Linked DNA regions of Mus musculus: region 2 is linked to region 1. Evidence: chromatin loops called from intact Hi-C (ENCODE). Cell type or tissue: heart. All regions are shown on one strand. Links, peaks and the distances in the headings refer to the core of each region. The heading gives the core; the rest is flanking DNA. Region 1 holds the start of Gm30411 (a long non-coding RNA gene). Region 2 holds the start of Lrrc70 (leucine rich repeat containing 70).

What was found. Peaks named below come from ENCODE experiments on the same cell type or tissue, not always from the same donor. Only the 100,000 strongest peaks of a DNase experiment are listed, where the experiment ranks them.
Region 2: a loop joins it to region 1, with 2.3 times the contacts of the local background. A loop is called at or near these places in 2 of 42 quality-filtered maps.

What each region holds. Positions count from the first base shown.
Region 1 is chr13:106,750,737-106,767,250 of GRCm38, reverse strand. Gm30411 (a long non-coding RNA gene) reads left to right here and starts at 6,354. Exons shown (of 3, transcript XR_003950653.1): 1 at 6,354-7,046. In heart, for the core only: no CTCF peak of the experiment used is centred there; DNase peaks (open chromatin) are centred at 6,560 and 6,700; H3K27ac peaks cover 695 bases.
Region 2 is chr13:106,825,712-106,842,225 of GRCm38, reverse strand. Ipo11 (importin 11) reads left to right here. Exons shown (of 30, transcript NM_029665.4): 27 at 16-137. Lrrc70 (leucine rich repeat containing 70) reads left to right here and starts at 5,924. Exons shown (of 2, transcript NM_001378597.1): 1 at 5,924-6,014; 2 at 7,390-8,507. The coding sequence starts at 7,662. The coding sequence ends at 8,237. Ipo11-lrrc70 (Ipo11-lrrc70 readthrough) reads left to right here and starts at 5,924. Exons shown (of 4, transcript NR_165805.1): 1 at 5,924-6,014. In heart, for the core only: no CTCF peak of the experiment used is centred there; a DNase peak (open chromatin) is centred at 5,875; H3K4me3 peaks cover 1,147 bases; H3K27ac peaks cover 750 bases.

The DNA.
Region 1 (16,514 bases), core at 3,641-11,640:
CCCACTTCAAGGGCTGGTGTACAGAGGATGGGTTTTCCGGTGGCCTTAGTTCACTGGATTCTCTCTTCCTATTTGTAGTTCTTAGTGAAGAAGAGACATCCTGAGCTAGGGAGAGTATCTACAATATCCTGGCTGTGTCCTTACATCACAGATAAACATGCTCTGCTATGTGTGTGCCCTCTAGGCCAAGTAGTAACAATAGCGTAGTACTTTGGGTTTCTTTAGTTGCAACTGGGGTATTTGCTGACAGAACGGCTCACAGTGGAGTCCAGGCATCTCTGACCTCACTGTTTACATGCAACAGACTTAACTTGTCTGACTTTTTTTTGTGGAAGTGTTCTGTCACCAGACTCACACAAATAGTGATGCTATTGTTGCAAGCCACAGTCCATTTTTTAAACCAGATCACCAAATTCCTAGAGCCACTGGACAAGGTGTTCTCTAACATCACAGAGCTGACAGAGTAGATGGCATGACCTTTCACATCTAGATTCTTATTAATGTTTCCAGATATTTCCAATGCTCAGAGGATTGATAGCTTTGGAATAATTTTTAGAAATGCACTTAGAATTGCAAGATTCTCAGTGAACTCATTTTTCTCTAAAGAAAACCATCATATTATTTTTAAAGTGATCAGAGATCTAGAAATCACCTTGTGAGGTGGCATAGGCTTGCTTCACTGAGCCAGAGCCTCACACTGGGGCATCATTGGGTTTGAGCTATAGGTCTGGTAGGCTGAAACCTCTGTGCCATTTTGGGGAGCTCTACTTCAGCAAACATGATACCCTGGAGTCTCAGTGAGAAATTACAATTTCCTGTTCTTATATTATACAAAAAGACATATTATTGTATCTTATGTTTAGAGTAATAAAATGTGAATATAATATTTACTCCATTGTTAGGGTCCATTGTGCTCACAGACCCACTTACCATGACTGGTAGGTAGCTAGTCCCAGTTGTAAATAATAGAGGGGCCATCTGCTTTGGGCACAGACACTCTCCTAGCAAACTGGCAACCTGACTGAGTTTTCTGGTCCTTCCTCCTTTTCCATGTCCTTTCAACGCCCCCCCCCCACCTTACTCCTGGCCCTCACAGAGTTCAAATCCACTATATGTAACACTGTTAAATTACAGCAAATTTCATAACTTTCTATAATTTTCCCCATTTCCAAAACATCAAACCTGAACATCAAGATCAACACTCCCAGAGATGAGGACAATCCATGCCAAAATGACAGAGAGAGAGAGAGAGAGGGAGAGGGAGAGGGAGAGGGAGAGGGAGAGGGAGAGGGAGAGGGAGAGGGAGAGGGAGAGGGAGAGGGAGAGGGAGAGGGAGAGGGAGAGGGAGAGGGAGAGGGAGAGGGAGAGGGAGAGGGAGAGGGAGAGAGAGAGAGAGAGAGAGAGAGAGAGAGAGAGAGAGAGAGAGAACCTTAAGCCTGTCCAACTGAACTGGCAGCCCAGCATGGCTTGATAATATTAAACAGTAAAATGGACCGTCAGCCTGTGTTTGCTCTCCAGGTAAAGTCCACTGGTGGAGTGTGTGGTGCTGAAAGGCGGCTTCTCACTGTAGAAGCGATGTATATATAGAGGACATGTTAATAGAGTGCCTTTCAGCTATCCCTGAAAGGCTGCATTGAAGCCAGACTCTTACATTCAGAGGTCACTTCAAAGGTGGTCCTGTCCCTCAAGAAACACTTGGGGCCTTTTCTTCTTTATCCTAGATTTTTGATTCTGACTTAGTAATGATTGTGGTGGTGGTGGTAGTGATGATGAAGAGGAGGAAGAGAAGACATTTTGATAGTGTTGCTGTTTAATTTGATTTCTTCCTATTCTTGTCACTTGCTAAATGTAGAAAGAGGCTTAGAGAGCAGGCTGTCTGCTAGGGTTGCTGATGTTTCTAGTCTTCAGGCCCGGCTGCTTGCTATCTGCCTGCTCCTTACTGTGTGCCCGCCTTACTGGCAATGTAGTTCCCTTCCCTTCCCCTCCACTTGGACCCTCCAGGCTCACCCTCTTCCCCTGATGCCCACCCAGCCTTTCTAGAGTTTTCCTTGCTCCCTGCTACATTCAGTTGAGCAGTGCCCTGTTATTCCACAGTGCCCCTTTGCCTGCTCGTATGTAAAGCTCCCCTCTTTAGACACATATGATGGTGGGCTTTCTAAACATAAGTAAGGCCTGCCCCAGATGGTTAACGGTGCTTTTCACTCTACCCATTGAGAAACATTTGTGTAGCACACATGCCTACAACACACGGTAGTATGTTTTCATGGTAGCTACAGTGAGGCTACAACTCATCACTGCTCTGTGAGCTATATTCTCTCTGCTCACTGCAATTCGAGGCTTTCAGCTCGGTCTAGGGAATGTCCAAAGGGGCCTCAGTTCGAATCTGCTTTGTTGGGGATCTAGTCCAGGGGTGGAGTGGTTGTCTAGTCTGTGTAAAGTCCATGGCTTGGCCCCTCGTACTGTTGAGGGAGGATAGAAGGAAACTGAATTATGCCTTCTTCAAACAGATTTAAAAAAAAAACAGTTTGGGCAACCATGTAGCCTCTTTATGGTGGCTAGGCCTGGTGTTCTGTACAAATTAATACAGGCCAGTAGATGTTGGAACAGATGTTCTCTCTCTCTCTCTCTCTCTCTCTCTCTCTCTCTCTCTCTCTCTCTCTCTCACACACACACACACACACACACACACAGAGACACACACGCCAAACCCTGGTGAGCAGAAGCCATTTCTGTTGAGGCACACTGCAGGGAATCATGGAGTTGGCTTGGTCTAGCTGCTTTGAGAGGCTTGTGTCAGGGTTTCTCAAGTTTAGCATGTATCAGCCTCTTGAGGTTTAGGCATGTATCAACCTTATGAGTTTCTGGGGTTTGAGTTCACAGCTCCTGGGGTACTGTGCACCTATCAGTACCTGAGAAACTGAGACATTCCCTCAGGCAGTGAAACACTCAGGTCACCCATGTTTCTCTGTGTTCCTTAGAAGTTGGCGAAGCAAGTAGAAGTTTGACAGAACAACTAGTCTTAGACATTAATCTCATATACCAAGTCTATCGGCAGCTGCCATTATGTCATGGCAACCCCCTTTATGTCCTGTTTTGGTAACTGTATAAAAAGTCTGATTGCTTCGAATGAGCTTCTCTCCACCTCAGTCTTCCCGTAAGCTCTTCAGTCTGGCCTGGCCATAGCAGAAGCCCCTGGTTTGGTAAGCAGCGGTACTTACAGCACACAAATGCTCTCAGGGGAACTCTCTAGGCAAAAGAGCTTGTTCTTTGAATCAGAAAATCCAAAAGAAGAGGACTAAAAAACTAAAAAGCCACATTTCTGAGAAACTCTGCCAGCTAACATCCCGGGACCCAGGCTACTACTGGGTGATCTCTACTGAGACTGCCAGGCCTCTGTCCTGCAGTGGCTACTCTCACTTCACTTGGTGTTTTCAGGGTCTAAGGCAGTGGTTGCAGTAGAAGGTGGATGCTGTGTTGGCTGGCTGAAGCCAGTGGCCAAGAGCAGCAGCCTGAGTCCCAGGGCCTGGTCCAGCTGCACCTATGGGTCAGTGCTTACTGTGGTGCGGAGATGGATTCAGGGCCTTCCATGTGTTCTTCATTTCTCTTAAGACCCTCCCCAATCATGGAGAAGAAATGTAAGTACAAGAGGCGAACCGATTGTCTATATAAATCAGAAGCCACTTAGCAAGCAAGTGGTTTAGATAGCACTGAGGCTGGCCTCTGGCTCTGATATTCTTGCACTTTGCCTCCAATCTAGCAGGTCCCTTGGCTCCATCCTAAGCCCTCCCCTTCCTTTGCTTCCTTGCTGCTTTGTCCAGGGATAAAATGTTACCAAAGCAAGGCAGCAGGAAAGCTAACTGAGTGTGAGCTGAGCACCCGTTTGCCTCATCCTAACTAGAGCTGCTTTGTGCTTTATGGAGCATGTGTGGTTTAGGGAGCACAATAAGCTCCCCACTTTTTCTTGTGACAGAACGCAGCTGACACAGACTGTCCCTGTTCCTCAGGACCACACCACTCACATGCCTAAGATCAGAGAACCTCAGATCATGGGAGATGATAAGCGATGTTCACTCCTGCTTAGAGTACATGGGACCACAGGGCAAATCACAGAATCTGTCCCAGCATTAGGCCTGCCTGACTCACTGCCTCCCCACACCCACTGTAGTATTTTCTGGCTGTGGGCAGGGTACAGAAGTGGGGGCTTCCTGGAAGGAGCAGAGGCCAAGCACCTGGGCACCTGATCTGTTCCCAACCCAGTTACTGCCTTCTCAAGGTCAGGGTCTGAAGAGAGGTCTCCTGTGAGGGTCAGCTGCTTCAGGAATCAAGGTGGCATGAGAGAAGTGGAAGGAAGTCAAGAAGAGAACCAGTTGTTCATATAACCAGGCTTTTGCCTTCTTGCAGAAGGCAGTCGTGGACAAGTGGGCTCCCTAGGGGATTTATAAGTAGACCAGAGAAGGTGGGGGTTTCCAGAGTTTGACTAGATGGAGCTCTTAATCTAGACAGTCATGCTCAAAGTGCCTGAGTTTGAACAGTTACCCAACAGAGACTGTGCTTTTAAATAGAAGACATTTGCAGTTTGAATTCACTGGATTGGGACAGTTCATTTTCCTAGTGCTAAATGAAGACCAGGGGACTCCTTTATGGAAGGAAGTAACACATAGCTATAAAAATCAAACATGCTTCCTGTCTGTCCACAGGAGCCTTAGGGATGTGGTGATGCATTCATCTTTGCCAACTGTATTGCAGCAGGGAGGCAAAAACGAGGAAAATCTGGCTATCTACCTGCTCAAGATTTCCAGTGGAGGCTTTCTGTTGGGAACTACACACATTACACAAGGAGAAACAATTAACTGAACACACACACACACACACACACACACACACACACACACACACACACACTCTAACTAAAAAAGCTAAGCTGTATGGAGGAACTGAGGTGGGGAGAAGCCAGTTTGTGTGCAGGGAGTGTGTGTATGAATGTGGTGTATATGTGGTATACGTGTGTATGTGCATGTTCCATGTGTGTGGTATTTGGTATGTGTGTGTGTGGGAGAGGTGTGTATATGTGGTATGTATATGTAGTGTATGTGCATGGTATTTGGTGTGTGTGTGTGTATGTGTATGGTTTATGTATGGTGTGAAGTGTGTGTATATGTATGTGGTGTGTATATGGTGTGGTATGTATGCATCTGTGTGTGTGGTAGGCTGTATGTGTTGTGTATGTGTAATATATATATATATGTGTGTATATATATATGGTATGTGTAGTGCGTGTATATGTATGTGTGTGCATGGCAGGTTGTTTGTGGTATGGGGCATGTATGTGTGTGTGCATAGTGGGGTGGTGCATGGTGGTGTGTGTGTGCATGTGTGTGTGTATGTGGTGTAGAGAGTGCTCTGACCACAGGGCAGGAGGTGACTAGCAGGAGTGTGGATGGTTGCTGCATGTCAGAGACAATAAAGGAAACCAGTGGCTACACAGTGAAACCACAGAGTAGTTGGAAAAATGGAGCTTTGGAATAAAGAACACAGGCCTAAGTAACTTAGTTATGCAGGGATCTACTGTTTCTTAACAGCCTCCTCAGTCTCAGCCAAGTTGGTTTCTTCTTAAGTCTGACTACCTGTGGCTAACTGTCCTTCACATCAGATCTAGCTTCACTCTCCACTGGAAGTTGTGTGGTGCTGGCTCACCTTTCTTGTGTCCCTGATGCTGGACTCAGTGGGATTTCCCTTCTCTGTTGGCACTGTCTCTTCTGAAAGCTGCTGTCCAGAGACCCAGCCCTGTCATCTCATAGAGACTTGACATCTGTCTCGGGAGCCACCTGATGGATCTTTCCTGTCTTCTCACTTCGGGACCTGAAGAACTTGGTGTGATGGTAAACCTCCGTGATCCGTGACTAAGCTGGTGAAGAAAATCATAACCTTTAATTCTCAAATCCTCTCACACTGGCTTTTGGACATTTATGAGCAGGATTAAAGCTGTCAAGATGTAGATTTACTGAATCTCTTCCGTGATTAAGGTTGTTGACATATGGATACGGCCTTATCAGTGAAGGGCTTTTGGTGCCAAGCCTGGCTGTGTGGACTGTCCTGGGAACAGTGGGAGCCACTGAATACTTCAAAGCATGCGAAATGTACCATACTCCCATGGCTGCACACTGGAGCACATGCAGGGCATGACACTCTTGGGTATGTATGCCTCAAAAGGACCATAAGGGAAAAGTCAGAGTAACCCTGGGGATTGGGGTGGGGGAGGGAATCCCCATTTTAAGTTTTGGTCCCTCACTTTTAATCATGTCATTCTTTCTGGGAATCCCTCCCAACACAGACAGCTCACCACCCCACTCCAAACAGTGTATGCAGGACAGAAGCAGCTATGTGTCCCGTTCTGCTCTGTAGAGTTAAGCCCCGCGGCAGATCATCTCCTCACTGTTTGGCACAGGCGTGGAGGAAGACTGAGGTTAAAGGAGCAGGGAACAGGAGATGATTCAGTTCCCTCTCAACCCAGCCATTTCCTCTCCTCTGCTTCCCTGGAGTGGACACCTCTCCACCCCTGGCATCTCCCTCTTCCTCTTGGCTGACGGTCCTGCCATGCTGTCAGTGACTTTCCGCATGCCTCCTGTCCTTCACGTCGACATTCCACATGCTTACCCAGTTCTTCTCTTGGCCTTTTCTTGCTCTGTGCACCTCCCTGAACTTATTTGCCAGTGCCCTTTTCATGCCCTCTGCCCCACTTCATCTGTGTGTGTGCCAGCCTGTCTCATGGCCTCTTCTTGCCTTCTCCCTTGTTTAGCTTCTTACCCTCTTGTCTGTTTTGACAGATGGCTCTCCAGTGGAATCTCACTTCCCTTCTGCTTATCTAGCTTGTCCGACTTTCATTTCCGCCAAGGACAGCTGTCCCTGTGTCTGAGGAGCAGATGTGCCTTTTGGACTCTTATTTCTCCTTGGCACCTTCCTGTGTTCGCAGCTCGCTACGCCTTGCCCTATTTCTGTCGGTCTGTAAGTTCCTTGACCTCTCCTACTCCTGTGCCTGCCTCTGTACGGTGAGTGGTGTTGACACTTCTCCTGTAGAATCCCTATGGAGACTCGGTGGGCTGTTTAGTGCAAAGCAGAGTGTAGGACATTTCCTGGCACAAAGACGTCATCCAATCAACATTAGCTCTTACTATTATATTGATGGCACTATTAATATTATTTACATCCACAGGAGTGCCTCAAAAACAGAAAACACAGAGGCAGCTTCAGGTGGAGGGACAAGGTGAGGCTGGCTACAGGAGGACAGAGCACATGCCCCATGCCAGCTTAGACCCACTAATTCATACCTTCTACAGGCTAAGGGGATGTTCATGACCAGCAGTATTCCTTCTTACCAGGTAAATGATAAAGTGAAGAACAAAGTAGGTTGTATAAACATGGACTTGGTAGAAATTTTCTTTGAAACAGAGTGAAACAAAACAAAGCAATTGACAGCAGGTTGGTACTCCATCTGCTTGTTCCTTCCAAAGCTCCATCAGGATTGCTAAACGCAGTTTGGATGTTGACAACAGCTGGAATCCGCCAAGCGTGTATTTTAAGCTCCGCCATTATAATCTGTATTTCTTGCTACTTAGTTGTTTCTGTTGGCTGACCCCCACAATGATGAGTCTGACTAGCTCTATCAATTCAGACAGTTTCAGACCTCAGAGTGTATGGAGAGAGAGAGAGAGACACAGAGAGAGAGACAGAGAGAGAGACAGAGAGAGAGACAGAGAGAGAGACAGAGAGAGAGAGAGAACGAGAACTATATCTTTCTTTTTGATAATAGAAGGAATAAAGTTCAATTATTGAAATATTAGAAAATAATCAGTAAGCAGTCATAATCTATCTACTCATAAATAGCTACTTGTGATATTGTGATGTCTAAAGGGTCAAATGCACATAAATATGTGTAGTTTGATATATATATGTATAGATACATATGTGTGTGTGTGCATTCACATGCCTATCTTACCCTGTGTTTTAAAAAGATTTTTATTAGCACCATGATAAATATACATTTAAAGCACTGGCTATTTTGGATAATATATATCTTGACTATTTTTATCTATGCATATTTGTTTTTAAAATTTGTTTATTTATTTTGCATATTCCTATAACATTTGCAAACTGCTTTAATTGTGATAGGTGGATATTGTCTCAGTTCACCTCCCACAAGAAGCACATGCCAAGAGGCTTTTACGATATATTTTATGTATATGAATGCTTTGTCTTATCTATGTCTATGTAATACATTCATGCCTGATACCCAAAAAGGCCCTAAGAGGATGTTGGATCTCCTGGTACTAGAGTTACAGGCAGTTGTGAGTTCCATGTGAGCGACGGGAGGAACAAGAGCTGTTAACTACTGAGCCATCTCTCCAGCCCGATCCCAAACTTTAATTAGTTTGTCTATCTGTCTGTCTGTCTCCTACCCCCCTCTGCTGTATTTGTGTGTGTGTGTGTGTGTGTGTGTGTGTGTATGTGTGTGTGTGTGTGCCCAAAGAGGCCAGAAGTCAACACTAGATTCCTTGAAGCTGGAGTTACGGATGTAGCTTTAGCTAGCCTGGAACTTTCTATGTGGACCAGGTTGGCTTTGAACTCAGAGATCTGTCTGCCTCTGCCTCCCAAGTGCTTGTATTAAAGGCATGTGTCTCCATGCTTAGGTATCCAAGAGAGCTTTAACTGTGCACAAAACATTGGGAGATCTCTCTACAAGACATGAGAGCGAGCAGGGCTATGGAAATAAGGTGAAGCAGGGCTCAGCCCTGTTAGAGGAGACCTACAAGATAAGCAGGTGGAATGGTTCTGAGAGGGTCTTGCTCAGGCGGATGGGTCTCAAAGCCCGGGCACAGGTGGCTCACTAGTCGTCTGTTCCTGATCTTGGCTCCTTCACTCTTTGTGGCCATTGATCAGAGAGAACATGGCCTTGGTGTAAACATTACTCTGATTCTGAAAGGAGCCACTTGGATGCTTGCACTTGACTACACGCCCCACAGAAGCATCTTCTGAAGGCTCTCTAGTGGTACAGCAACCTAACCATTTCAGGTATGTAACACTGGGAGGGGGAGGCCGTAGGATCAGAGGTTCAAGGTCATCCTCAACTGTATGGCAAGTTAGAAGTAGCCTGGATTACCTGAGACTGAACAACAGCTCTAACAACAATGGTGTTTCTTATTATGACTCTTTGTGTTCTTCTTGCTAAGAATTTTTAAAAAATAAACTAATTTTCAAGCTTCTGCCTGACCTCGGTATGTTAATTTCCCAATTTACCTCTCAAAATCCAATACAAAGTGAAAATCAAGCCATAGAGTAAAAAATCAACCTAATCCAAGAGGAGGTGGCAGGACATGAAATGTTTCATAAGAATTTTAGAAGGTGCATGCATGCCATGATTAATGTGTTAACGACTATTCAAAGCAAAGAGACGGAAGCCCCAGGTGCCATGCAGAGGGTTGCAAATGAGCTGAAGAAGCTCAGAAGCTTTAGGAACTCAACAGGCTGTGTATCCGGGAGGAGTTTAGGTACTGAGAACAGGATTGGTAAAGAGTCTGTACAAGAAGATTGACCTTACTGTAATCCTGACCATCCCTGGTTACCATGACACCGTGGGAAATGGGAGGCTTTCCTCTCAAAGGATCTCAAGTTCAAGGCCAACAGTGAGAATCCCCCACACCAATAAAAGTTACGGCTGTGGAGGTGGCCCAATAGGTACTTTTATTCTCTTTCTGTGCTAGTGTGGGGACCTGAGTTTGGATTCTCAGTATCATGTGGTGGGGTCAGGTCTGAGGGAACAGAGACAGATTCTGGGTGCTTGCTGGACAGCCAGTCTAGCCAAAATGGTGATCTCTAGGTTCAATGAGAGGCCCTCTCTCCAAACCAACCAACCAATCAATCAATCAATCAATCAATGGGTGTGTGTGTGAGGAGACAGGGAGAATGATAGAGGAAGAATCCAGTATTAGCTTCTGACCATCACATATGCACTCACAAATGCACCTACATCTCTGTAATCACACATGCATACACCACAAACTGAAGAGGCTACCAAATTGAGAATTTTAGACCACATATGAAAGCAGAGATCATGTGACAGTCTACCTGCTATGATGAGCTTCCTGGTCAGTTCTTTCATCTTAGGTGCTGGTATTCGTTCATGTATTTATTATTACCTATGGAATTAAGGATAAGATATTCAAAACTGGATCATACTGAGATCTGGGTGGGAGCAAATATCTACTCTAAGGAATTCATGAAAATTGATCTATTCTTATGTAAAGATTTAACCCCAACCAATAATTAAGTGCACTTAATACTGTCTCAAAATTTAATGTTTATGTAACACAAAATGAAGAGTCTGCCATGAGTAAGAGTCATCAGAGACCACACATACAAAAGTGAACACTTGTAGAATGTCTGCAATTAGAATATGGTCCACATTTCGTGCATTGACTCTAGGTTTGAGGTAGGAAACACTTAGGACTAGATACAGCTGGGGAATCCTTAGGGCCTTGGTGGGCTAGGACTAGCCTGTGGATGCTGAGAGGGGTCTCAGAACTTGAATGTGTGGCTGCAATGTTTCCCTGGAGGATTCCTGATCTTGCTTATGTATACTTCTTATGACTTTAGAGATTTATTTGTTTTTATTTTATATGTATGCATGTCTTATCTGCATGTATGTATATGTGCTGTACATGCCTGATACCCTCAGAAGCCAGAGGAGGGCACTGGATCCACTGGAACAGGAGCTACAGAAGGTTGTGGGCCACCATGTGAGTGCTGGGAAGTGAACCCAGGTCCTCTGCAAAGGCAACAGCTGCTGATGTACCTCTCTAGCCCTCCTTGGTGCACTTTTTAAAAGCCTGATTCTAAATCCCTTTTGATTTGTTCTCAATGTGAAATTGATAGCAGGCTCTGGTAATGTTGACCCAGAAGGACCTATGAAATGTCATGTAACCCCAAGGGCCGAGGAGAACAGTTGAAGTACCCTAAGCATCCTCGAGGCAAGATGCTCTGGGTAGCTTGATGTTTGAGCCTTCCTTCTGTCCTATGGAATGACAATCTTATCATTGGAAAGCCGAGAAAGGGAGTTAGATGAGCAGAAGGGTGCATCCCCCTGGGAACATGAGTCATACCATGGTCATGAGCAGTGGCACGCTGCTGAGAATTAAGTCTTAGCTCTGCTGGTTGAGTGACCACAGGCTAATTAAGCTCTCAGCACTACAGTGTCTTTGTCTGTGAACTGAGAATGTAACATCCCCTTCACCCCAGGGTGACTATAAGGATTAAATGAGTTTATACTTGTCCGTGGGGCCCACTTGGGAACAAGGACCATGCAAGTGTCACCTGCTAAATAAATAAGTGGTGACTTCTAATTCAATAAGGCCAGGGCGCCCCCAAAGACACGGTCTGTTGGGGGGCCTTTTCTCAGGAATGTTGGACCACGGCTGATGTGAACTCAGAGCCCTCCCTTTGTGCTGCACTGACTTCCTAGAGTCAGAATGGGGCTTACTGGGTTCATAAGTATTAGGGTACCCCTCAGACTTTTTATTTTCAATATGAAGCAATTGAGACCCAGGAAGCCTTGGTCACAAGTTTAGCTTTATACAGCTTGTGTATGGCAGGGCCACAGCCAGAGCACTGACTCCAAATACATTTCTATTAAGCTGAAATTATTTTCCCCCATCCATAAATATCTGATAAAGTCAGGCATGCAGGCCCTTTGGTAGGAGGAAAGACTTAATAATTAAGCCTCTTTCTGAATAAGTCAAATTGCACTCATTAGCATGCTTTCCTATTACAAATTATCTAATCATTATCCTTATTGAGAACACTCAGTGCCAAACATAAATGGCAGCTCTGAGAATGGGGGTTAGATTAGTGGTGATTTTTGTCAGTGGCTTGTTAGGTATTTCCATTTTGGGGCCTTTGATTTACCTTCTCGTTTTTCTTCTCTTATTCCTTGGAATTTTGTCAAATACAAATAGCACCCTTATTTTATCAGTGTTGTCAAAACCTGCACATATCTGGACTCCCTTCTTCTGCTGGAGTGCTGTCCTTCTATTCTTGTCAAATGCACGTAGATCCTTCACAGTACGTACAAAGCTTCAACTCTCCTTTCCTCATCTATGTTATTTATAAACATACACTATAGCTAAACCACCCCACAAATGTACATTATAAATGTACACACACACACACACACACACACACACACACACACACACATTTCCTACTGATGACATTTGGATTGCTTCCATTTTAGGCCCTGAAGGTAGTATCATGACACATTCTAGTGCAGTACTGGGGCAGGACCAGGCTTTTGCATATGCTAGGCAATCGCTAAGTCGCTAGACTACATCCTTAGACCCTCCTTTTTCTTTTCTTTTAATTTAAGGCCAAAGGACATATACTGAAGATTGAGACTATGTGACCATATTCTTTTATAGCCAGATATTTTCCCTCTGGCTTTTATGAGCATACCAGTTTGAGCCTACTCTGCTCTACCCTGAGTATCTGGCAGTTTTTACTTACAAGCAAGTGTGCTTAGCTAGTCAGTGGTGACAAACCATCTCCTGGATGTTATCACAATAATAGTGTCCTGGGTTGGAGATTTTTCTCTGTTTCATTTTTATACTTAGTTGGCAAAACCTATGAACACAATGGTTTTTATTTATGTAATAGCGCTTTGTAAGATAATTATGCAATGCTAACTTGCTGGTAATATCTTACCCTATATTATAATATTACAACGTTTTGCAATAGAAGGGTGCTGTGGTAATTTACAATAGAAAGAGAGAGTAGAAAGGAGGAAGAAAAGGGAGCTGGGGGGATATGTGTGAGAGGAGCATCAGATTTCCACAAAGGGGGAAACAAGCATTGCCCAGGAGTAGGCTACACTCACAGTTAGTGTCCTGACCAGGTCTCTTCTTAACACTTGAACTTGAACCTTCTGACCTCTCCCACCCCAATGGCCTGGCATGGCTTCCCGAATGTTTTCTTTTCCTCAGGTTGTACAGGTTCTGCTGGCTGTCCCCTCATGCTTGGTCAGATGCACACATGCACACATACATGCCCTCACCCACACAAATAAAAACGAACACGAAGTCATTATTGTTGGACATGGCAGATCTTCAGGGCTAACATCAGAGTAACAGACTTGCCTGAACTGAGGTGTAAGTTAAAATTCAAAATTTCAATGGTTCAATATATCAAGTTTTACTACTGAGATGATTTGTATATGCTTGGCTCAGGGAGTGGCACTATTAGGAGGTGTGGCCTTGATGTAGTAGGTGTGGCCTTGTTGGAGTAGGTGTGTCACGGTGGGCATGGACTTTAATAGCCTCATCCTACCTACCTGGAAGCCAGTCTTTGGAACAAGAGGTGGAACTCTCAGCTCCTCCTGCACTATACCTGCCTGGATACTGCCATGCTCCCATCTTGATGATAATGGATTGAATCTTTGAATCTGTAAGCCAGCCTCAATTAAATGTTGTCTTTTATAAGAGCTGTCTTGGTCATGGTATCTGCTGACAGCAGTAAAACCCTAACCAAGATAGCTACTCATTTGTGTAAAGTTTTATGTTGGTTGGGTGACTTTTCTTAGTTCTACAGCTACATCATTTGGCACATGGAGAGTGCATGGTGACTTACAAGGAATAGGTAGGATGGAGGGGGAGGTGGCATACTGGCTTTAGCTGCTTCAGGTCATAAGTACCACAGTCTATGAGTTAACCTCATAGCTGACTTACATCTGTCCCCAGTAGAACTTCAAGGGGGAGAGGAGATGTAGAAACAGTTAGTGAAGACCAGCTAAAGGCTGCAGCGATTTCATTCCTGTGCACTTATGATTTATAAGGTAAAAGCAGTCCATTTGTTCTACAAGCATCACTATGTAAATAATGGGAGCTCTAATGATTTCTGTTTAGTGGATTTCCTAAGATAATAGGATTGCTGATCTCTCTGGAAACGATGCTGATTTGTCTTCTTGGCACCTTCTGGAGGCAGCTCAAAGGTCACTCTCAAGCTCTTTCTCTCTCTTTCTCATTCCTTGAGTTGTTTGTTGACCAGAGACTGGGAGGCTGTAGAGATGAGGAAGTGGAGGAAATCCTGAGTGAGTGATATCCTTAATGTGTACTGTTGACATGGGTGCACCTGTGTTGAGGACTACAAGGCTTTGGACCCATAGGAAATTGGCAAATCCATTCCCATATGGAGGCCAGATGCAAGAAGGGTGGTAAAGCTCTTCCTGAGAGTGTGAGTATTGGTTAATGTTTGATCAGTGGGGGCAGCATCTCCTCCTCTCAGATAGTTATAGCCTGAGACTGTTCATCTACAGAGATCTCCTACCAGGTTAACCACTGACCCAGTGCAGTACTTAACACTCAGAGGTTATGGGTTGGAATACCACTTGATTTCAGATATTCTGTACATGTGTCTGTGTGTCTCTCTCTTCGTTTGCTCCATGCCACTAGTCAGAGTTCCAGAGCCTAAGCCACGCAGGATGCTGATGACAGATGGCTCAGTGGTCAAGAGCACTTGCTAGGACTCTTCATTCCTAGAACCAGCATGGTAATTCACAACCCCGTAACTCTAGTCACAGAGAATCCAACACCCTTTTCTGGCCTTCATAGGCACCAGGCACACATATGGTACACATACAAACACATAGGCAAAATACTCATACACATTAAATGAAAAACAAATCTTTATTTAAAAGAAACTTATAATTAACTCTACCCTTAGATCCTGGCTGCCATTCTGGCTTACTTTAAACAATATGATGGAAGTGACATTGTGACCTAAACATGGGCTCAGGGTGCCTGCCTTGCACATCCAGGCTCCTGGAATAGTCATGAAACTTACTGGATGCTGTTCTATCACCCTTCACCTCAGTCAACATCCAGCTATCTTTCTGAAACTGAGCTGTCCCACTGATCCCAGTAGAAACTTAGCAGAGTCCATATAAAATCCCCTACTGTGGAAATGTGAGTTTGCAAAGTGATTGGTGTGTTAGGGCACCAAGTTCTGAGGCAGACTTATAATGATGCAGCAGCTGACATCCACCCAGGGTTAATCTGTTCCCAATATGCTGTGTCACCTGTGCCTTTTTGTAATTACATAATTTAATTAAATACTACTTTAAAAGAATGACATATGGATATGAAAATGAAGAAAATTATTCCAACAAAGAATGAAACCAGACGCATTGTAGAGACTTGATAAAAATGTTACCTTCCAAATGTCAGAAAAGATGGATGTGGTCTCTGTTTAAAATAAAACAAAGGGAAAGATATACTTGTCTTAGGGTTCCCTAGAGTCACAGGACTTATGGAATGTCTTTCTATATTGAGGGAATTTATTTTGATGACTTACAGTCTGTAGTCCAACTAACCCAACAACGGTCAGCTGTGAATAGGAAGCCCAAGAATCTAGCAGTTGCTCAGTTCCACGAAGCTAGTTGTTTCAGCTGGTCTTCTGTATAAGTAGATTCCAACAGATGTGCTGGCAAGTAAATGCAAGCAGGCGAAGAAGAGAGAATCTTCCTTCTTCCAATGTCCTTATGTAGGTCTCCAGCAGAAGATGTGGTCCAGACTAAAGGTGTGTACCTCCACGCCTGGATCTGGTACTTGCTTTGTTCCAGACTGACCACAGAGTTCTCCTTGCCTCAGTCTCCTGGGATTCAATATGTGTACTACCACTGGAGAGATAGCTCAGTGGTTAAGAGCACTGACTGCTCTTCCGAAGGTCCTGAGTTCAAATCCTAACAACCACATGGCGTCTCACAACCATCCATAATTGAAATATGTGTACTATCTTGCCTTGGCCTAAGCTTTCCATAACCACTGTGCCTTAAGATCTCCATGTGAAGATCCAGGTCAGAAACTCGTGTCTTCCAGCCTCAAGATCTGGATCACAGGTGAGCCCTCCAATTCTGGATTGTAGATCATTCCAGATATAGTCAGGTTGACAACCAGGAAGAGCATTCCAATACTTTAGGAGGATTCTTCCCAGGCTACTTCCGATGATTTAAAGTTTTTATCTGTATGAACAAATTGAAACTGGATGTTGTAATTGGATCACATTCTGAGAGCAAGACAGGAGCTGTGGAACAAGGAAATGCAAAGACAGTTCCATGGCCTAAAGAAGGTGGAATGCAGTCTGCTTCCTGTTCTACCCCACGGAAGTCTGTTTTATTTTTTATTGCTGATCCAAGCCTTTTGTTATGGTTGAGATGACCTTGGTGTGTGGATGTGTAGGGGTTGTGTTGTCTTCATAGTCAGAGTTATATGATCCTAGGTTCTGGAACCAGGAAAGAAATTCTGGAGGAACCATAAGCCTAATTCCAGGTATCAGCCCAGAGGTGGCCCTCACTGACTACTCTTGCACCCATGTGACCAAATAGTCACATGACCCGAGGCCCCAGAAGACTGGGAAGTGTAGGCTTGCTGTAGGGTATCATGGGGGGATATCCTAAGCCAGTGTCCCTTTGTTAC
Region 2 (16,514 bases), core at 2,733-10,732, 76 kb before region 1:
CCTCCTTTCTTCCAGATGGACCAGCTTTTAGGAAATGTGATTGAAATGTGGGTCGATCGAATGGACAACATCACACAGCCCGAAAGAAAGAAACTCTCAGCTTTGGCTTTGCTTTCTCTTCTGCCTTCTGATAATAGGTAAGAGGATGAAATCTTGATTTCTTTCCTTTTTCCTTTTCTATATTTTTATGTGGATGTTTTTCCTGCACTTGTGTGTAATCCCCATGTGTGTGCAATGTCCCGGGAAGCCCAAGACAAAGAGGGCATTGGCTCCCCTGGAACTGGGGCTACAGACGGCTGGGAGCCGCCACGTGTGTGCTGGGAGCCCAGGTCCTCTGGAAGAGCAGACAGGACTCTTGAGCCCGGAGCCAGCTTTCTACCCCAAAGCTGGTTTCTTTTAAGGTGTAACATAGCTTGGCATTGTGTTGTACAGCTATAACCCCAACACGCTGGAGGCTAAGGCAGCCTGGGCCAGAGCAAGAATACCCTAAAGGAATAAAAAAAAGAGCAAATAATAAAATGATTATTTGGATGTCTGTGGGTGGTGGAGGAGCATGCTTTCCAAGCCTCTAGTCTCAGTGGTGAGCACCATGGGGTGCCTATGTCCCACCTCATCTGTATCGAACACTTTTGTTCCATCGCTCTTGCTGCAGCCACTCTGCAAGGATCCCCACCCCCCCCACAACTTTAGTTTGAATTTTAAAGATATAAAAGCAACTATATAGACTTGATACTGTGTGAGAAAGATGACCTCAGTATATTAGATCTTTATATTTTAGGGAATTTTTAGAGAATCATTACCTAATGTTAAATTAACGGCATTGGTCCACTAATTATTTTGCAATTGTTCAGTATAACTGTCCTTTCTGCTTTAACAGTTTCATAGCTAGAATACTGTACAAATTCTGAACGTTCAGTTTGAATTCCTCTGTTTTTTTTAAAAGCATACATTATTTATGCATAGAGGGTAATATTTCCTTGAGCTGATTTTTTTAATGAAAATAATGTGTAGGCTTATGTACATAAGCCTTCTTTTAGTGTTTTCAAAGGAATTTTTCTTAAAACCCGTAGGTTAGACCAAAACTACTCTAACAAGTGATAGTGATCCTCTGGTGTCTACTATAAATTGGCAATCCATTTTCCAGCTTATTTTAGTTATGTATGCTTTTAAAAGTTTCACATAGACATATAGCAAGTGAGTTTTGAATTTTGTTTTAGCTTCAAGTATGTCCCGTTGGGGAGTGGCTAATGTCAGCTCATTGATTTAAACAGGGATTGGTAAAGCAGCAAAGGGTGCGCGTCTCGCTTTCCTGGAGACAAGGCTTTGTGGTGAAAAGTTCTGGGTATCAGCTATGCTGTGTCTGCTCTGATTGGTCATACTTTCACCTTAATTCTTGTCGGAAAATAGTGTATGTAGTGTTAGTATTTAGAAATTTATGTATATACTTTTATAAACTCTTGAAGGTTTGTTTGTTTGTTTGTTGTTCAAAAAACAGTGTCTGGTTATGTAGGCTGGTTGGCTTGATTGAGCGTGATTGTGGGCCAGGCTGGCACTGAACATAGGCGATCCCACACTTCTGCTTTGTCGCTGCCGGAAGCCAAGCGTGCACCACCACATCTGCACTTTTTGGTGATTTAAAAAAAAAATACATTAGACTTGTAGTATTGTAAGGTAGAAATTGTAGTATTGTAAGGTAGAAATTGTAGTATTGTAAGGTAGAAATTGTAGTATTGTAAGGTAGAAATTGTAGGGTAGGTTCTAACGAGTTACATTTTTCTTTATAGTTATGAAAAAGGCACCAAGGATGGGTGCTTTATAAAAAAAAAAACAGGGTCCAACTCACAGTGTAAGAGGCTAAAAGTTCAAAATCTTGTAGACCCTCCTTTGTTTCCTGCCTCATGAGTTTTGATTAAATTAACCTGATTGTTCCTAAATGGATATTCATCATGGTAGACTTAACTCTTCATCTTTAAAAAAAATTGTGTTTATTTGCTTTTTAAATTATACAAAGGCTATAAGGCCATTTTCATGTAAGTACATAATGTACTTGAAGATATTCCCCCATTTTCATCTTTTGAAATAAAATAAATCTTTTGTAGTATTTTATCCATACATCCTAAATCTAAGAGACAGGTTTGAGACAGTGCTCACCTGTCATTTCTTTGTTTTTGGTTTTTGTTTTATTTTTTTCTTCCTGTCCTTCTTTGGGGCTGGAACCCTGTGCCTTGCACATGCTAGGTAAGTGTTCTAACCCTGAGCCACACTCCCAGCTCTTGATTTTACAGCATCTCACTCACGGGAACTAAGCGGTGTCCCGAAAGAACTACCTTAATCCCGTCTGAGGGCAGCGTCTCTTATGACCTCATCACCTGCCTCTTGGTGCCACTTCTGAGATGCCGCCTTCCTCTCAACACTCTCTGGGCAGAGTCATGTGCCAGGCAGACTAGTTCCTCGTTCGGTGATAGAAGCATGTTTATTTATATATACTTTTATATATATGAGTACTTTGCATATATATCTGCACACCAGATCCCATTACAGATGGTTGTGAGCCACCATGTGGGTGCTGGGAATTGAACTTAGGACCTCTGGGAAAGCAGCCAGTTTTCTTAACCACTCAGCCATCTCTCCAGACAGGTAGAAGCATGTTTTAAGTGATTCTGCAGAGCTATCCCTCCCCTGGAGAAACTTACTTGATATGAAAGTTTCTGGCTTATATTTGATTGGTTGTTGTTTATTGATCGAATATTTTGAATACCATGAAAATCATACATAAGGATATATACTTCGGTGTTTACAAATCCTGATGTTCATGTTCAGATATTCTATCACTTCTTCTCCAGAAATGAGTTATTTAAGGTCTTCATACTGTCTCTTCAACTATGAAATTAGGCCAGTAGTACACCTTTTAAAGCATTGATGCTGATGTTGAAACCATTCATCTAAGAATTTGGTGCATCGTCCCATATGTTAATTGTGTTATGCAATTCATATTGAGCTAGTGAGAATTTCTTGTTTTTGTTAATGCTACCGTACCTACTGTATTTATATATTTATTACAGTTTATATTGCTATCTTTATTGTTCAGAATGGAAAATACATATGTTTAATGTTCATTTGTGAATATGATTATTCTATTGTACCAAAAGAAACTGGTTCTTAAATTAGGGAGTGCCTGGTATTATTTCCGCATCTTTAAACTCTTGCTGATTCATGCAGTGTCATTTTCACAGGAACATTTAACTACTCTCAGTGCCTGCATAGACAGATAGTAATGTTGGCCTTAGCGTTTATAAAAGCATTGTATACTCTGTTAGATTTTAATAAATTAAATTTATTTACTTTGTGTGTCAGAATGTGTACCATGGGAGGTGTACAGATAAGAGAAGACAGCTTGGGAACCAGTCCTCTTCTTCTACAAAACATGTCCTGTCAGGTGAACGTCAGCCTTGGTAGTAGATGCCTTTACGTGCTCTGCCATCATCTTCCTGCCCCTAATCTGTTGGCTTCTCTCTGTTCTAGCTGAATTCAAGTCAGTTTGTACAGACACAGGGAGTTGTTTTCTCTAAAGTCTTCACTTAGTGGTTATATTTTTATTGTTAGAAGGGGTATGTTGCTATTTGGAAAAATTAAACATGAAGAACAAAATTCTTTTGGTAGAATGCAATAGTTTTATGTAATTCATAAAGGTTCTTTATAGTTACTGAAAGAGAATTTTGTAGACTTCCCAAGTGACACCCTCCCCCTGAAATTAGTAGTTAAGGCAATATATAGAAACAGGTAAAGTAGACAGGCTACGGAGGAGAAGGAGTCCTCACGTCGTTCTGATCTTGTCTTGTGTGTCTTCCCTTTATTTTGAATTTAATAGACTTGCCCTTTAACTCTTTCCTGTTTGACTTGTATGATTTAATTGAAAATTGTGTGCATAGTATTCTCTCCCACTTTGTATGTTACTGATAATACTAAAAATAAATTGATAAAAGTCAGAAATCAATGGCTAAACTATGTATAATTATTCAGCTAGAAGACTTTTATTTATTTACTTGTATGTGGACGCATGCGTGAGATAAATATATATGTATGTGTGTGTGTGTATGTATGTATGTATGTATGTATATGTGTGGCACATATATCGAGGGCACAGGACAACTTGAGAGTTGGTTGTGTCCTTTCACCTTGTGGAGACAGGGTCTCTCTTTTTTTCTGCCACGCTGTATACTCTAAGCTGCCTGGCTTGAAAGCTTGTAGACAGCTCTCTTGCTCTCACCTCTGACTCAGAATAGGAGGATGAGATGCATGAGGTGCGTGCCACTGGATCTGGCTTCCTTATATGGTGCTGGGGTCCAACTCAGGTCACCAGGCTTGTATGCCAAGAGCTTTACCTTCTGAGCGGGCTGCCTGGCTCCTAAATCTTTATTTAAATAAAAAATTACGTTATATTCAGATTACTTTTCATGCCAAAGTATTCAAATTAATTCAGACATTCATATAGAGTAAAAAGTAATTCAGGAACATCTACTTTTACTCTTCCGCAACTCATTCCCTCCCTCCCCCCTCCCTCCCTCCCCCCCCTCATGTGTCATATGTAAACACATTGGTGTGTGTGTGTGGTGTACATTTGCACATGTGTTTGAAAACCAGAGTTCATCTTTTTTTTCAAGATAGAGTCTCTTGCTGATTTAGGTAGGATGCTGTCCAGCAGACCTCGGGATCCCCTCCTGTCTCTGCCGTCCCAATGCTGGGGTCTGAGTATATGGAACCACATCAGCTTTTTTGACATGGGTGCTGGTGGTCTGAGCTCAAGTGTTGATGCTTGCATAGTAAGCATCTTACCTACCCAGTCATCTCCCCAGTCTCTTCTCCCTAACTTTTTATCCAGGGATAAACTCTGTTAATAATTTGGTAAGGGAGTTTATGTTACTTTCCAACCCAGGGCATGGCCTTAATTTCCTCAATTAATTGATAGTAATCAGTATTTTCTAAACAAAAAATATTTTTAAAAATTCAAAATATTAGAATATTGTGTTAATATTTTGTTCATCCTAAATTATTTACTAACTTTATGTTCTTTTAAAAATCAATAAGTCTTCAGTAAGTATTTGAAAATAAATAGGACAATGCGCTTAAAAATTCTTGGTGTGGTAGTACATGCCTTTAATTACAGACTCAGGAGGCAGAGTCAGGCAGGTCTCTTATGAGTTCAAGGCAAACCTGGCTTTTATGTATAGAGGGTTCCAGGCTGGCCATGATTACATAATGAGACTCTGTCTCAAATGTTTTTATAAAGATCACTTTATTTTATATACTCCTATTTCAGTGTGCTTTTGATTTAGTGACTGTGATATTGAGCAGGGGAATGTCTGTCAGTAATGTACTTGGCTTCCGATCCTCAACACCTACCTTCAAAATCCAGCTGTGGTCCTAACTCTGGGGAGTAGCAACTGTCTGAGAAACTGTCTGTGAGCTCAGATTGTGAGAACCTAGCTTAACAAGCAAGTTATAGGGTAACAGAGGGGGACACTGGTGTCAATTCTGACCTTCACGCACGCGTGCAGGCATGCACGCACACACAAACACAGAGACAATATGTGTTGTTGATAACTAGAGACTTCTTATTTAGATTTTTGAATACCTCAAGTTTTCAGACATTTGGCTTTAAAATCCTCTTTCAAGTTATAGGAATTACTTAGGTGTATATATTAGGAAAACTGAGTGCGTTCTGAAAAAAAAAATACTTTCCTGAGACTTCCTTTCAACAATACTTTTGAAGCACAGATAAACTTGCTTCCTGTCTCTCAGTTTCCTGTATCCATGGCAACCCCTGTTTTACACATTGGCTGTAGAGGAACCAGTGTGAAGAGTGGCGTTTCCTGCATAGCCATGGCTTTAAAATTCAAAAAACGGTGGAGTGCTGGCGGTCAGCAGTGCCCAGAGGAACTGAGTTAAAGAACGGAGCTCTGCAGAGTTAAAACAAAGCCTTAAAGCCACGTGATGATACGAGTCCCGTATCCTTGGTAAGATTATTTAAGTACAGTTGTTTAGCCGAAAGAACCTGGTGGAAAAGTACAGCCTGCTTTTTCTGTTCGTATTTTCCTAAGTTATTATTTGATGTTAGGCTTCATATAGGTTATGGGGCATGTATCCAAAAATCGTTATCCTCACGTCATTTGTTATGTGTGTCAGAGTCGGTTCTAAAAGTTTATCTTAGCAAACATATTTTAGTTTGTTGAGTTTGAATTATCTTTGCTAAAGAATTGATTTCATAGCTGTGTTAGCAGTTCATACTGTCACCCATAATATGTGTTAACACGCGGTTTTGGCTTATCCTACTTTAAATGGACTATTGAAGTTTCAGTATTTTGATACTTTTGTTTTAAGACCTTTCTGACAATTTAAAATTTTGTCTTTGGAGTCAGTTCTGATGTGGAAAAAGAAGTTAGGTTGGGTTACATGTGGATTTTTATTTTCTCTTCCTTGCCTGTGTTTATTTCTGGTTGCTACCTGCTCTTTTTTTTGTTCGTTTGTTTGTTTTTAATATCATTATTGTTATTTGTATTCTTACCAACTCTAAATGGAAGACAGACTACCCCAGTCCTTTCACATTCCTTAGAATTTTCCTAAAGGTCCAGTTTTTCTGGATTTGGGAATAATGTTTCATGTTAGTGAAATTGGATTATTTAATTCTTTTCCAGAATTCTATTTGGGTAACTATCACGTATGAATATCTTAAAGGCTTTGTTCAGTTAAGCCATTTGTATTTTCTATCTTTAAACAGTTGTATAAATTGCTTAGCGCCTAAGGGGTGATGAGATGTTCATAGTTTATATTTGTGGTCTAACTGGGTGTCTTTTGTTCTAAGGACATTGATTGGTGGTGTGTAAAAGTCTACACTTACCGAGAACTCACCACTGTCCTAGACATAGTTGGTATACTTGTTCTGTTCCCAGATTCTTTTTATTGAACAATAAAAATTTAAGGACATAGATCTCAGACTTTCAATGTCTTATCTCTCTTCATTTTTTGTATCTAGAAAGTAATATCTTAACAAAAGTAACATTAAATGTTGTTACAAATCTTGAGACTGTCTTTAAGTTACCTTTTTGAATCATGACAGCCTTTTGCATTTATCAGTGAGCTATTAATGTAAATTATTCCCTCCTGAAGCGTGTAAAGATCATAAATGTCACTAGGATTGGGTTTAGTAAAATTAACAACCTTAAACATTTGACTTTAACTGAGAGTTATTTTAGAAATTGTAAACCTGATACATTTAGCTTGTTAAGCAATTTATTGTAAATTAGAAACAAGCATCTTAACATAGATAATAATACATTTGAACCTCTGGGAGCATCTTGAAGATCCTTAATCTGTCATTTAATAATCTTACAGAATTACATCCAAGGGTCCCTAAGCCATTGTCTTCATTGACTCCTCTTCAGGCAAATTCCAATTTTGAGAATACAAACTTTTGGGTCTTCAAGAGTGGCTAGCCTCGTCAGCCCTTGCTGTAAACATCTGTTATCAGAATCCCATATCTATGTGTGGCAGAACATTATGTTATATTAAATGGACTAACATTACAAATTGCCTTTACCTTGGACCAATATATCCAGAACTTGGGCTGTAAAATCTCTTCTATTCATCACACGACCACTGCACTAATGATGGCCTGGCATAAAGTAAGCACAAGTGGGAACCCGTTGGAAAGCCCTGTGGCGGAGAGCAGTCGCGTCTGGGAACCGGCCCGAGCTTCCCCGGCCAGTAGACCTTTTCAAGAGAGTACACTTGCTAATGCACTGGAGACGACCGCAGTTGTGTCTGCGCAGACACAGCTCACTTCTGTTACCTTGACCTCGGAAAAAAACACTGCTCTACCAATTGATGCCTCTTCTGTGTCAGGAAAAGCATCTCTCATTTGTACACAAGAAGTTGAGAAGTTGAATGAGGCCTTTGACTTTTTGCTAGCTTTTTTCATCTTAGCTTGTGTTTTAATCATTATTTTGATCTACAAAGTTATTCAGTTTAAACAAAAACTAAAGGCTCTAGAAGACTCAGTGGAAAATAGACTCGAGTATTACAGCTTTTATCAGTCAGCAAGGTACAATGTAACTGCCTCGGTTTGTAACACCTCCCCGGATTCTCTGGAAAGTTCTGGCTTGCAGCAGATTGGACTTGATAAACAAATTGTTCCTGAAAATGGGGCACAAGTCATTCTCTTTGAACATTCTGCTTTATGACTCAACTAAATATTGACTATAAAAAACTCCGTAGTGCCATGTGGCCATAAAATTTAATCCTTCTCATAGAATTATGTTAGGATTGTTCAAGTGTTTATAAATAATTTGAATAAAGTGTATTCGTTCTGCATATATTTTCTTTGATACTGTACCAAGATAAGTAGCCAACTTTCTGGGTACTAACATCATGTTAAATATGCCACAAATCATGTTTATCTCTAAAGTCTTGTAAGGTTGTAATATCTATATTAAATTACACATAAGGAAAAATGGGAGAGAGTTTAACTAATTTTTCAGAATCCTCATGACTTACGGTGTGTTTTAGCTCTGACTTGAGCCGAAGCTTTAATTTTATGCTTTGGTGCTGCCTAGGCACTAAGATTACAGTATTGAAAAACTAGATGTGGTTCCTAGTCTTGCTAGAACTCAAACCCAGAAGAAGACCCACGATTAGTATGCAGTATGCTAAGTGCTGTTCTCGGAAGCACTTTTGAATATGTGGTGATGAAGGGTAACTTTATGAAAAAAATAAGCATTAAAACTATCATTCTGTGCATAGACACACCTCTTGGTGCTCAAGAGGCAGAGGCAAGCAGATTGTGTGAGTTCTAGGCCTGCCAGGGTTATATAGTAAGGCCATGAGCCAAAACCAAGACAGAGCAGCAGCCACAACAAATACACTTTATCAGCAAACAGATTAACCCAGTAAAGAGAGCTGTCAGAAAGGGTACCATGTTAGAAAGATGAATGAACAAGAAAGAATACTGCTTTTCAGGACCTAAAGTCCTGACAAGATTTGCATCTATATAGATAGGTCAATGATTAAAGGCTATTATAATTTCATGCTTTATTCTGAGGGCCACTGGGAGCCCTTGAGAAATTTATCCACTGGAGAGATACTATGGAATTCACCCTCTTATAGAAAAAATTCACTCTTTGTGGAAGGAACAACATTAAGAAGCAGAACTATTAACTGGTGAGAGATGCCAGTGTAGTAGTGGGCAGGATGGATAGAAAGTTACTCTGCCAGTCTGATGACCTGTTTTGGTAATTGATTGAGGGGAGCTAAAAGATGTCCCGCTTTTGCCGTAGGCAATTCTGTACTCCATTCTGGAAGCTAAGGGATGATGTTGAGGCGGGTGGGCCAAGAGGCTCAGTTTTGAATGAGTAGGATTTCAGGTTCCTGTAGAGTTGATATCCCTGTATGCATACCTGGCAAGCAGCAGCTCAGGATCAGGGTTTATCTGGGAAAGCTCACTTACCATCTAACCATTGAAAGTAAAAACAAACCAAGCCACTTGCTGCCAAGACAACTAAGCAAGGAAGATTGGGACTCGAGTGTTTAGACGCTTTAATATAGATATTTATTAGAGGAAATCAAGTAATGCAGTGATTTTCTATATTAGTACACGTTTGAAGTTAGATGCAAATAATATTAAGCAATAGTTTAATAAACAAATAATAAATGTTTGTGATAGTTTATCCTGAACCACAAGTAGATGATCAGCTACGTTTGTTCTTCCTCTTGATCCAATTTTTATACTTTATTAAAAAGTTAATACTATCCATATATTCTAAAACATTCTAAGGTATTTAATCAAATGATAATTTTAGCTTCTTTTCTAAAATGGGAATACTTGTAGTAAGGTAACAGTATTATATAATTCCTTAAGACTATAGGAAAAGTCTATACTGTATAATGCCTCAACCTCAGATTCACCCAGAGTTTTCTTATCCCTGCTCCATTTCTACCACCCAGGTGTGTGATTGAGTGGGTGTGGAACACGTCTGTTAGTTTTCAGGTTTGTTTTGTATTAAAACATAGTCTTTTTATGTAGACCAGGTTGGCAAAGTGTTGAGATTAAAGGTGTATGCCAACATACCTGTCTGGTTTTCCATTTTCACAAGTTTGCGGATACTGCTGGTTGGGAGACCATGTGTTGAGAATCGCTGCATAAAGATATCTGAGAGAAAATGAGAAGGATCTGAGGTGTTAGTTTAAGATGCACTGGAAGTGGTAACAGGGCTAAGAGATGCTCACTGGGCGAAAGTACTTGCTCTGCAGGCTTTAGGACCCGAGTTTGAATCCTTGGAACTTGCAAAAGTGAAAGTGTCTGCAGTCTCAGAGTCAAGAGCAACCCTGTAAGTGTCTAGGGCTTACAATGGAAACTAACCAAAGAGATCCTGTCTCAGGCTGGGCGGATGGTGATGATGGATGATGGAGGTAGTCCTGTCCTCCACATGCAAGACCCGCATTCACTTAGAAAAGAAGGCACTAATAGTAACTTCTACACCCACACCAGGGTTTTCAGTGTTCAGTTCTAGGCTTAGTTTATGATTTCAGGGCTGGGGGTGGGGGGGGGTGATTATATTAAAAAACAAAACAAGCCAGGCAGTGGTGGCACACGCCTTTAATCCCAGCACTTGGGAGGCAGAGGCAGGAGGATTTCTGAGTTTGAGACCAGCCTGGTCTACAGGGTGAGTTCCAGGACAGCCAGGGCTACACAGAGAAACCCTGTCTCAAAAAACCAAACCAAACCAAACCAAACCAAGCCAAACCAAACCAAACCAAACCAAACCAAACCAAACCAAACCAAACCATTCTTTTCTTTACATACAAACTTACGACTGAAATGAATATTTTTCCCCTTGAGGCATTCTTAATTTCTCAATTTCTTTTGTCAACTCCTCAGAATTTGGTCTGTTCCAGTTGTTTGCATGTAGTAGCCAAAGGTACATTTAATGGAAGAAAATGCAAACAGTGCAGAAGTGTGTGTAGTAAAAGGTAAAAGACTCTTCATACTCCCCAACTGCAATTCTGTCTTTTAAAGACATTCAGGAGAAACATAACTGTTTGGAGTTTAGAAAAATCCTCATGATAGGGTCTCTACTTTGATCTTAAATGTTCCAAGCTTAAAGATTCCACTGCTATGACCCGGAAGCTTAAGCAACAGTTTAAAAAAAAAAAAAACCAACCAACTATTTTATATGTATTTTTGTACATAACATAATCGACTGAGAGTCTACCAGAAAACTTTAGTTCTATTACTAGTGATCTATAAATGGAGCTGTAATTAATCACATTTGTTTTCATGAAGTATTATTCAGTTTGTGCCTTGTCAGCAGGTACTCACTTTAAAAGTATTAGTAAAATCACTTTTTTTTTTTCTTTGAGATGTGGTTTCACAGTGTAGCTCTGGCTGTCTTGGACAATGGTCTTGGACTCTGTAGACCGTGTTGGCCCGGAGCTCACAGAGATCTGACTGCCTCTGCCTCACGAGCGCTGGGATTAAAGGTGTGCAGCTACTCCCAGCCAGGATACTATACTTTTAATGGGAAGTCGTTTTCAACAACGGGAGACCTTAAGTAAATGTTCTTGGTGGGGCTGGGCTGGGCTGGGCTGGGCTGGGCTGGGCTGGGCTGGGCTGGGCTGGGCTGGGGTGGCCTGATCTCCTGTTGAGTTTCCAGTACATGGACATAAACCTCAGTCTGCCCTTGGTTGTGATTTTGGAACACTTGCTTTGGCCAGATAATTTTCTATGGCAATCATTTTTTTCTAACCTTAATTGTATATGGGTATATTTCTTTGTATAAGTAATAACATAAATAAATGAATAAATATTCTTTGATACACGTATGCTTTGCCTTTTAAAACTCCTCTTTCCTCAATGATTTCTTGCTTATGAAAGCCTCTTGACCTCTCTTGTAGCATGGCTCCACTCAGAGGTTTATTGTTAGTGTAAACAGAATGAACTTTGCAGGGGCGGGCAGGCAGACGGTAGCGTTCCCAGCAGATAGAAAGCCCTGGAGGTGGAAGTCCATGACGGAGACCAGTGAGGATAGACAAGGGAAGGAGAAGAGGACCGGCAAAAATACTGCTAGGAGCTTGGGTTTTTAACTGTTGATGAAAGCTATTATTGAAAGATACAAATGTTTGCTTTAAAGCAGGGGAAAGATACATTCAGATTTTTCAAAAGAACATTCTAAAATCAAAGTGTGATGAAGCATATCTGTGATTCCAGGGTTCAGGGGGTGGGGGTGGGGGGCACAAATGGACCAAAGGTTAAAGGTCATCCCCTTGAAGGCCAACTTGGGTTACAACAAAATCCCTCTAGTGTGTGCTGAGAGGATGAATTACAGAAGCAGCGAGAGGAAGTTTCCCTGGTTGCGAGGTCACATGGGGCAGGCTTGGCCCGTGACACAGCATCTGTATGGGAATATCTGGAGATAAATGTGGCAGAATTTGATGGTGAGTCGGTTTGGGGAAGAGTAAATGAGGAGAAAAGTTAGAAGTGAAAACCCAGGTTTCTGGCTTGATTCTGGTGTGATAGAGCTTGTGTTTGTGGAAGGAAACTTAGGAGAGCCTGGTTTTACCTCTCCCTTTTGTTTTGGTGTTTACTTTTGCTGCGGGCAGGGCATTCATAGTTTGGCGTGCTTGAGTGTGACCGCTCGTGAGGTTACCAGGAGCAGATGGGGGAGAGGACGTGGTTCAGATAAGATTCCCATGCCCTGAGAAAGCTCCTGAGAAAGCGGGCAGGGGTTGGGGTGGAGGGACTTTGGCACGGAGCCCACGTAGATGGCAAGCCTAGATGGCCTTTTTGGCTAGATTATACATGTAGCAAAGTAGCCACATTTTTGACAGGGTCTCACTGTGTAGCCCTGGCTAGCCCCAAACCATAAATAGACCAGGCTGGCCCTGCACTCTCAGAGACGCATTCATCTGTGCTTCCCAGGTGCTGGAATTAAAGGCTTTTTCTATCATGCCAGCTACCTTATGAACAGTTTAAAATAATTTAAAACTGGAGGCTAGAAAAATAGCTCAGTGGTCAAGAGGGACCCAGCACTTTTATGGTGGCTCACAGTCATTTGTAACACCAGTTTCAGGAAATTCAATGTCCTCTTTTGATCTCTTAGGAAGCATGCACATAAGTATACACAAAGCACTCATACACATAAAATAATAAAAATACTTCAGAGAAATGTTTTCTTCCTCTTATTCCAGATCATAGTTTTAGGTTTCTTGCCACATCTTTTTAACTATCAAGGTTATTGGGGTTTTTTGTCCATTTCCCCCCACATTTTTATTAAATTTTTCTTTTGTCTTTGTTTTTTTGTGCAATTTTGTTTTGTAACTTTAAGGCTTCTTTCTTGTGCTTTATTGACAGGTAGTTTGTAATCAATTGTTGCATCATTGTTCTCATCATTCGTAGCTGAGTTGCCTTTTAATCATGGAATGCCAGCTGGGCCTGGGCACACACCGTTAATCCCAGCACTCAGGGTGCAGAGGCAGGTAGCTCTCCTTAACTTTGAGGACAGCCTAGTCAACATAGTGAGTTCCAAGATAGTCAGAGCTACTGTAGCGAGATCCTATCTAAGTGTGTGTGTGTGTTTGTTGTTTTTTTCATGTGCATTATAGTGAAAAAAATGAATAAATGAAACTGGTATGCAATTAGTTTCTATGATCAAATAGCCTTTTATTTGCTGGTTTCAGGGTTTTGTGCCTTCATTTATCTAATCCTTGTGCTCATAGAGTTGGTTACCACATAACAAGTGTCCCTAGGATCCACAGGGGATTGTTTTTGGGATACTTTGGATAATATCTACAGATGCTCAAGCCCCGTTTATAAAATGGTGGAATTGTACACCCTTCTTTAACCATTGCATAATCTGGAGATGACTTAAATCCTGAGTAAGTTATACCCCACGGTTATCGACTAGAATAATGAAATCTGTACATATTCAGTGCAGATGCAATTCTCCCTCAAAGTGTTTTGAGTCATGGTAGGTGGACTGCATAGATCTGGGTCCAGCAGATACTGAGGGCCGAGGGTGCCAGTGTTTTAAATGGCCTGTGTTAATGATGGGACTTTAGGTCAGTGGTGGAGTGTTTGCCTAGCAGGCGTGAGGCCCTGGATGTAAGTACTAGCATGGGTGTGGATATAAGTCCTGGCATGTGCTTTTTGCGACTCGGTCAGTTGTTTTCATGATTTCGTCTGAATCAAGTATATGAGAAAAGAAAGTGAAAGGCACAGGTAGAAGGAAGAACAAACTGAGATCTCTGAATGACCCCTTCAGTTTCTCTGTGACTCTCCAGTCTTCTTGATATCAAAATTCCTTTGTATTTAAAAAAATTTCATAAATAGATTTATGACTCACTCGTCCTCCATGTTCTGGCGCATATCCAGTATAAAGTAGTCAGTTGCCTATTTCTTATCTATATATCAGCTATTCATGATAGCGATTATATTTATTTGTTTGTTTAAGTGTTTCTGTAAACATTTGTGTGTGTGCACACACGTGTGGCACAGCACCTATGTGACCATTGGAGGACAACTTTCTCCCCTTCTGCCATGATGGTCTTCGGGGTTGACCTGGTTGTCAGGCTTGGCATTGTTAACCTGCCGAGCCACCTTGCCAGCCCCATGACTATAATTTTAAGAGGAAATAAATAATAAGAAAAGTCCAGAAAGAAAATAAAGGAAAGTCCGCAGCATTTGGGATCATGAATTAACTTGATTACTTATTGAGTGTTCATATACATAACATTATCCCATGTGGTATAAAAATAACCATAACACATGATTCTTATTTAAGTTGTATATCTTCTTAAGCAGAGCAGTTCTCAAAAATCAAAGGACAAAAGAAGAGCATAGCATGAAAGATGCCACACGGGTGCGTGTCCAATGACTGAAGAGCTTTTATTGAATTCAGGCAAGCACTCTGTTATCTCCATGAGAAGTCCCAGAAGTCTTCATGGTGGAAGTGTGAAACAAGGGAGCAATTTGAGAAATGGAGAACATGGAATATTGGTTTCGTCTGGGCTCCCATGCATGGCTAGATAGATCTTAGGGATTGTTTTAAGGGCCTGTAGTCCTAGGCCTTCGTAGTTAAGATGAATTCTCACTCCCAGTAAGTGAGGTTGAGGGGTTAAGAACTAGTTCTGGCATTAGTTTGGAGTGGGTGATCCAGGAGGATTGCCAGGGATGACACCCTGAGAAGGAAAACCCTTCTCCTGGTTATAGTGGGGTGGTTTTCATCCAAAGGCACACAAGGGCAAATGCAGTTACTTTTAAGCGAAGTCCTACCCTCTCTTCTCCCTCCCAGCCTTCTCATTTCATTCTGGCTTATAGATTTCTTTTGACCGTTTCTGTTTTAAATGTCTAGTCACATTTAAAAACATACATCTAGAAACCAGAGCATGGATCCGAAGGTTAAGATGCTCACCAGTAAGCTGGGCGATCTGAGCTTCATCTCTGAAATGCCACATGGTAGGTAGATGCAGAAAACTTGACTCCTCTGAGTTGTCAACTCTGACTTCTATCCTTACCCCCCGCAAATAAATAAATGGAAAAGTATTTTAAAAAGTTCAAAGCCCTAATTCTAGAAAATAGTATAAAAAGTTGATTCTTTATGCCCATATGTACACAGGAGCAAAAAAAAAAGGGGGGGGGGAGGTCTTCTGATCCTCTGGATGTACCGGTGGTGATAAGCTGTCTGAGGTGGGTGCTGGACACTAAAGTCCACTCTTCTGCAAGAGCAATACATGCCTAACTGCTGAGCTATCTCTTCAGCCCCAAAGAAATCTTTTTAAAAAGCTCCATTATAAAATGGTATAAGATGGGCCACTAGGAGGAACATATTATACAGCAGTAGCATTAGAAGAGTTTGTAATGTCTTCATGCTTATTTATTTAAATATATATTCTGAAGCCTAGAGTAGGGGTACACACAGGTAATCCCAGCACTTGTGAAGCAGAGGCAGGTATCTGTGAGTTCAAGGCCAACCTGGTCTACATAAGTGTTTCAAGATAGCTACATAGATAGATACTATCAAAAAAAAAATATATATATATATATTCTGAATACCAGGAAGGCACACACTACTTTGACTTGTAGTTTTCTCTATTATTTGGAAACACTTTCCCTGAACTGATTAATGAGAATAATTAGGGTGCTTCTTTTTGAACTGCTTAATGAGAATAATTAAGGTTTTGAGAATGCTTCTTAAACCTTCAAGTGGTTTGGAGATAGTTATACTATCTAACTTATCGTTTTTGCTGATTACAGAATATTTCCTTTCTAATCTCCAGTTCTTCCTCCCTTGAGTGAGCTCTTCCATTCAAAGCCAGCTTTAGTTCCTTTGTACCCTGGGCTGTGAAGTCTGTCTCCCCTCCCCCACCCTCCCCGCACTTGAGGGATAGATGTGGCAGAGTAATACTTCCTGCCGCATAGCACAGCGCAGCCACATTGAGGCCAACAGATAGCTGTTAGGAAAATT